Regions from separate parts of the Homo sapiens genome. Here region 1 is linked to region 2. Evidence: chromatin contacts called from ENCODE Hi-C or POLR2A ChIA-PET data. All regions are on one chromosome and are shown on one strand. Each heading gives the region's core, a stretch centred on a gene start or an enhancer-like site at or near the end of the contact. The rest is flanking DNA. Distances are from core to core; before and after follow the strand shown.

Region 1 (3,335 bases), core at 128-2,627, 78 kb after region 2:
TATTTTATTTCTCCTTCACTTATGAAGCTTAGTTTGGCTGGATATGAAATTCTGGGTTGAAAATTCTTTTCTTTAAGAATGTTGAATATTGGCCCCCACTCTCTTCTGGCTTGTAGGGTTTCTGCCGAGACATTCACTGTTAGTCTGATGGGCTTCCCTTTGAGGGTAACCCGACCTTTCTCTCTGGCTGCCCTTAACATTTTTTCCTTCATTTCAACTTTGGTGAATCTGACAATGTGTCTTGGAGTTGCTCTTCTCGAGGAGTATCTTTGTGGCGTTCTCTGTATTTCCTGAATCTGAACGTTGGCCTGCCTTGCTAGATAGGGGAAGTTCTCCTGGATAATATCCTGCAGAGTGTTTTCCAACTTGGTTCCATTCTCCCCATCACTTTCAGGTACACCAATCAGACGTAGATTTGGTCTTTTCACATAGTCCCATATTTCTTGGAGGCTTTGCTCATTTCTTTTTATTCTTTTTTCTCTAAACTTCCCTTCTCGCTTCATTTCATTCATTTCATCTTCCATTGCTGATACCCTTTCTTCCAGTTGATCGCATCAGCTCCTGAGGCTTCTGCATTCTTCACGTAGATCTCGAGCCTTGGTTTTCAGCTCCATCAGCTCCTTTAAGCACTTCTCTGTATTGGTTATTCTAGTTATACATTCTTCTAAATTTTTTTCAAAGTTTTCAAGTTCTTTGCCTTTGGTTTGAATGTCCTCCCGTAGCTCAGAGTAATTTGATCGTCTGAAGCCTTCTTCTCTCAGCTCATCAAAGTCATTCTCCATCCGGCTTTGTTCCGTTGCTGGTGAGGAACTGCGTTCCTTTGGAGGAGGAGAGGTGCTCTGCGTTTTAGAGTTTCCAGTTTTTCTGTTCTGTTTTTTCCCCATCTTTGTGGTTTTATCTACTTTTGGTCTTTGATGATGGTGATGTACAGATGGGTTTTTGGTGCGGATGTCCTTTCTGTTTGTTAGTTTTCCTTCTAACAGACAGGACCCTCAGCTGCAGGTCTGTTGGAATACCCTGCCGTGTGAGGTGTCAGTGTGCCCCTGCTGGGGGGTGCCTCCCAGTTAGGCTGCTCGGGGGTCAGGGGTCAGGGACCCACTTGAGGAGGCAGTCTGCCCGTTCTCAGATCTCCAGCTGCGTGCTGGGAGAACCACTGCTCTCTTCAAAGCTGTCAGACAGGGACATTTAAGTCTGCAGAGGTTACTGCTGTCTTTTTGTTTGTCTGTGCCCTGCCCCCAGAGGTGGAGCCTACAGAGGCAGGCAGGCCTCCGTGAGCTGTGGTGGGCTCCACCCAGTTCGAGCTTCCCGGCTGCTTTGTTTACCTAAGCAAGCCTGGGCAACGGCGGGCGCCCCTCCCCCAGCCTCGCTGCCGCCTTGCAGTTTGATCTCAGACTGCTGTGCTAGCAATCAGCGAGACTCCCTGTGAGTAGGACCCTCCGAGCCAGGTGCGGCTTATAATCTCGTGGTGCGCCGTTTTTTAAGCCGGTCGGAAAAGCGCAGTATTCGGGTGGGAGTGACCCGATTTTCCAGGTGCGTCCTTTACCCCTTTCTTTGACTCGGAAAGGGAACTCCCTGACCACTTGCGCTTCCCAAGTGAGGCAATGCCTCGCCCTGCTTCGGCTTGCACATGGTGCGCGCACCCACTGACCTGCGCCCACTGTCTGGCACTGCCTAGTGAGATGAACCCGGTACCTCAGATGGAAATGCAGAAATCACCCGTCTTCTGCGTCGCTCACGCTGGGAGCTGTAGACTGGAGCTGTTCCTATTCGGCCATCTTGGCTCCTCCTCAACCAGTTTTTAATGGGGTTGTTTTTTCTTGGAAATTGTTAAAGTTCCTTGTAGATGCTGAACATTAGCCCTTTGTAGGATGCATAGGTTGCAAAAATTTTTCTCCCATTCTGTAGTTGTCTGTTTAGTCTGTTGATTGTTTCTTTTGATGTGCAGAAGCTCTTTAATTAGATCCCATTTGTCAATTTTTGCTTTTGTTGCAATTGCTTTTGGTGTCTTTGTCATGAAATCTTTGCCCATGCCTATGTCCTGAATGATATTGTCTAGGTTGTCTTCTGGGTTTTTATAGTTTTGGGTTTTGTAATTAAGCCTTTAATCCATCTTGAGTAAATTTTTGTATAATGTGTAAGGAAGGGGTCCAGTTTTAAACTTTGGCATATGGCTAGCCGGTTATCCCAGCATTATTTATTGAATGGAAAATCTTTTCCCCATTCAATAAATTTATCCATTGCTTGTTTTTGTCAGATTTGTCAAAGATTAGATAGTGGCAGGTATACAGTCTTATTTCTGGGTTCTCTATTCTGTTCCATTGGTCTGTGTGTCTGTTTTTGTACTGGTACCATGCTATTTTGATTACTGTAGCCCTGTAGTATAGTTTGAGGTAGGGTAACGTGATGCCTCCAGCTTTGTTCTTTTTGCTTAGGATTGAATTGGCTATTTGGGGTCTATTTTGCAAGCCCAAGAGTTCTTAACAGAAAAGTAATTATATACAGAAATGATCAACCATTAGGAAATTATGCATTGTTGATGGGCACAAGGTTTATGACAGGCAGAAATTTGCAAATGAACTAAGTAGAGTTTTACATTACTTTTATTTTATTTTATTGAGAAGTTAAAAAATTATCTGCAGAAAACAAAATCAATCAAATTCCTCTGTTCATGGTATGCTATCCTCTTTTCTCTTTGTTCACCTTTTATCTTCTTGTTATTTTCAAGCCACCCCTGACCACTCAACTGCATTTGGATATATGTATTTTTTCAGATTACACATATATATGTATATATATGGAATCTGAAAAATATAAAATATTGTTTTATATTTGTATGCTTTATATTTATATAAGTGATAGCGTATTTTAATCTCATTCATTTTTTGATTTTCTTATTCTTCACTATGTTTTCTTGATTTATGCCTATTTTCCTATGTGTCATTTTGCTCTGATCATAGTATTCCATAGTACACATTTATTCTACTTTATTTCCCTAGCAAAGTGCACCTAAATTGCTTCCAACTTCCTTCTATCACAAATAATGCTGTGATAAACATAATGACACACAACTCCTTTGGTATCTCTGCACATATTTCTCTGGACATATACTGAGGAGAAAGATTGCTGTGTCTTAGGCGATGCACATTCCATACCACAGTTCACACTGCCAGACTAAAAGGGCTCTGTTGCTCTTCATGCCTGCCACGATGCACAAGATTCCTATTTCTCCATAATCTCACAAACATTTGGTGATATTTCTAGTTTTTGTCAAAGTGATGTATATAAAGTGGTGCCTCATGTTTTAATTTGCATCCACATAAAAATCAGTGTGGTTG
Region 2 (3,244 bases), core at 551-3,050:
TGGTTTTATTTTTTTTCTCGCGCCCGCTAGGGCATCGCCGAGCAGCGGCGGCGGCGGCAGCAGCAGCGGCAGCCGCAACATCTGGGGGAAACTTAAGGTGGTCACGTAGGTTTCCCCGAGGCTGCGGCGCAAAAGAGCCCGCGGCTTCCTGGGGCAGCCGCAGGGCATCTGATGGCAACGCCTCCCCAGCCGCCGGCGAGCTGGGGGCAGCAGGGAGTAGGCAAAGGCGGGGCTGCAGATTAGGGTTGAGCAGCCCGGGATCCCGAATAGTTCCACGGAGCCATCGGCCGGTACTGAGAACACGAGTAGGGGGGCAAGTTGCAAAAGGGTCCCGGCTGCCTGGAAACGAGCCACACCGAGAAAGGAGGGGCGGCTGGGACGCTCTGCGCGAGTAGAAAAGCGGGGGCGGCTCCGAACTCTCCCTCCCAAGGCCCAGCCGCTGGAAGCCCCGCGGGAGAAGCCCTAGGAAGCCCTCCCAGCTCCGGCCGGGAGACGGGGAGGGGGCTTGCCCTCCGGAGCTGCGGCGTTTCCTTTGCTAGAAAGCTCCCTGCGCTCTCGGCGTGGCTAGGGGAAATGACTTGCAAAGCAGAAGCGGCGGCGACTTGGACGGCCGCGGGGGTGGGACACGCTCCCAGAGCCAGCTCGGGCCCCTCTCCTGGCTGGGCTGTAGGCTCACACCTTACGCTTTGCGGAGACGCTGCCCCCAATCCCCACCCGCTTCGCTTTTCTTGTCCAGTCTTTCTGGGCTCTAAGATTGAGGCTGTGATAGACCTTGTGTTTCAAACGAAGATCGATTTATTCCCTTAAAACTCGTGGAAGGGGTACGAGTTGGTGGGCACAGAGGAGTATCGAAAGTATTAGAGTTTGCAGAAGGTGGGAATCAGAGTACCTTTCTGCAGAAGGCGCACCTGTTGCCTGCTGCTCGGCTGCATTGTCTGCGAAAGGAAAAGGGGCGACGCTTCACTCTGACTTTTGGGGTTTCTAAAGAGCTGGGTCACGGTCACTGTCTACCCTCTCCCCTTCCTCTCCCCCCCCCCCGCAAGCACCACGTCCTCCATCGAACGTGGGCACTGCATGGAAATAAGGAAACATAGAAAAATAAGCCCTACCCCCACTCCCATTCCCTTTCAGATGGGAGTGTGGGGGGTGGGGGTGGGGTAGAGAGAGTGAGAGAGAGAGATAATTAGAATGAATATATGCCAGAAGAGGAGGAGGCCTGGGACAGGAAAAGGGAGTAAAAGGGGATGAACCGGGTAGGGAAATCCCACCCGAACTGCGTGAGCCCTCTGAGCGTCTCGTGTCATGGGACATCTGTACGCTCTTCCGCTAAGGGGGTGACGAAGGTGGGTGGGAGAGGTTAGGGCGCTGCAAGGCACATCCCATTCCGTGCGGCTCCAGGTGCGTACTACCTGGCCACGCCGGCCTTGCCTTCCGCCGGTGCTTTTGTTGCACCCTCCCCACATGTGAGCGGCCGAGCCGCTGCGCGGGCGCAGGGGCTTCGGGGAAAGTGAAGTGTCGCGACGCTGCGGGCTGCGCAGACCTGGGAGAGGTCACACCTCTTTCGGAAAAAAAAAAAGAAAAGAAAAAAAACACCAAAAACCACCCAAGCTGGCTACCAAGGTGAACGCAGAGCGGTTCCCACCTTAAAATCGGCCCTGCTCGTGACGTCAGGTCGGAAATATACCAAAGCGAGCGCGGGCCAGGAGTCCAGGGAGCGCGGCAGCGCGGCGATTGGGCGGCGGGCCGCTGACGCGCGCTGACGCGCGGAGACTTTAGGTGCATGTTGGCAGCGGCAGCGCAAGCCACATAAACAAAGGCACATTGGCGGCCAGGGCCAGTCCGCCCGGCGGCTCGCGCACGGCTCCGCGGTCCCTTTTGCCTGTCCAGCCGGCCGCCTGTCCCTGCTCCCTCCCTCCGTGAGGTGTCCGGGTTCCCTTCGCCCAGCTCTCCCACCCCTACCCGACCCCGGCGCCCGGGCTCCCAGAGGGAACTGCACTTCGGCAGAGTTGAATGAATGAAGACAGACGCGGAGAACTCCTAAGTGAGTAGATGCAGCCCATGCAGTTCGCCTTCTTTTATGCTTTTTCCTTCTTTTGCACGTCTCTTCTTTCCACTTGTGTGGGACAGGTTCTCTGGAAGTGGGAGCCAGAGGCTTCTAGTGAGAGTGGGACCGAAGGATGGGGAGTGCGTGCGCGCAGTTACCGGGGGGCATTTGTTCGAACTCCGGCTTTGGCACTAGTGGGGAGTTGGCTCTCGACAGAGGTTTCCAGGCTCCTCATTGGTGGACGTGGAAGGGAGACTCCACAGTTTGGGAGCTGAGGACTAGCCCGCGGAAATGTGCGCAAAGTTTGCTGTTAGTGAGGAATTGATTGTGGCCTGTGAACACGGAGACTCCAAGTCCTATGTATACGAGGGAAGCTGCCCACAAACTGACAGGGAGAGGAAGTTCTTCAGTTTATGCGTTGCTTGGGAACTGTGTCTCCGCGGCTGGCCAGCGCGCGATGTTTCCCGGGTATTGTTGAGTAAGGGTGGTGTTGGTAGCGTGTCCTGTTACTAAGTTGCCTGAAATTTCTGGTTTTGACATATGCTGTCCTTGGGTTTGCGAATGTATCAGAGCGAGAATATGAATATGTAAAGAGTACAGTTATGAAACTGTGGAGCTACCAGGGGGTTAATATCCAACACAGGAATATCTCTAAGGGCTGTGGGGTTCGAGTCTCCTTTCTGCTTTTTCTGGGTAATCTTCCCCCCACCCCCACCACCACTATGAAGCAAGATTGTGGGGGAGGGGAAAGAATAAAAAGAGAGGATACTGGCTTTCTTTTTTCATTAGTAATAAGATTGTCTGTGCTCTAGAATGTCTTCCAAGTGGGAACATCTGAAAATTGCTAGGACACAAGAATGCCTTGTTCCAGAAAGGCAGATTGTGGAAGGCATTATGGGGAAGGTGTTCATCTTGCTGTGCTGGGAAACACTTCTAATATTGGTGCCAATACCATATAAGCAGTATGTCCCCCCTCTGCAATTGACCTAAGAAGCTCCTGGAAAAGTAGATCCCCTCTTCCCACCTTGTGACCATTAAGCCTTGTGACCATTAAAGATGCTGAAAGACAAGTTTTCTGGAAAAGTGAACATCAATTTATCTGTAGCTCCAATCCCAGTGCTCTGTCAAAAGCACTTTAGAAGTGCGGATGCTTCCACTCAACTTGCCTTCTCAGTCAAGGCCTTTCTAACATTTTGTAAG

The links. Hi-C counts contacts between places; a loop is a spot of excess contacts on that map. ChIA-PET counts read pairs that join two places held with the same protein, here RNA polymerase II (POLR2A).
Region 1: a loop to region 2 is called in a map of Caco-2, with 2.5 times the contacts of the local background. The contact joins the promoter of LINC01876 here to the promoter of NR4A2 in region 2. A Hi-C loop is called at or near these places in 2 of 168 maps with a recorded cell type or tissue (Caco-2 and naive thymus-derived CD4-positive, alpha-beta T cell). POLR2A ChIA-PET finds 5 or more read pairs at or near these places in 7 of 52 experiments (H1, K562, Panc1 and 4 more).

The regions. Positions count from the first base shown.
Region 1 is chr2:156,252,973-156,256,307 of GRCh38, reverse strand. It overlaps LINC01876 (long intergenic non-protein coding RNA 1876), which reads left to right and starts at 1,377. Exons shown (of 4, transcript NR_110250.2): 1 at 1,377-1,530.
Region 2 is chr2:156,331,277-156,334,520 of GRCh38, reverse strand. It overlaps NR4A2 (nuclear receptor subfamily 4 group A member 2), which reads left to right and starts at 1,800. Exons shown (of 8, transcript NM_006186.4): 1 at 1,800-2,041. RefSeq lists enhancers at 1-69, 1,539-1,618 and a silencer at 1,849-2,048.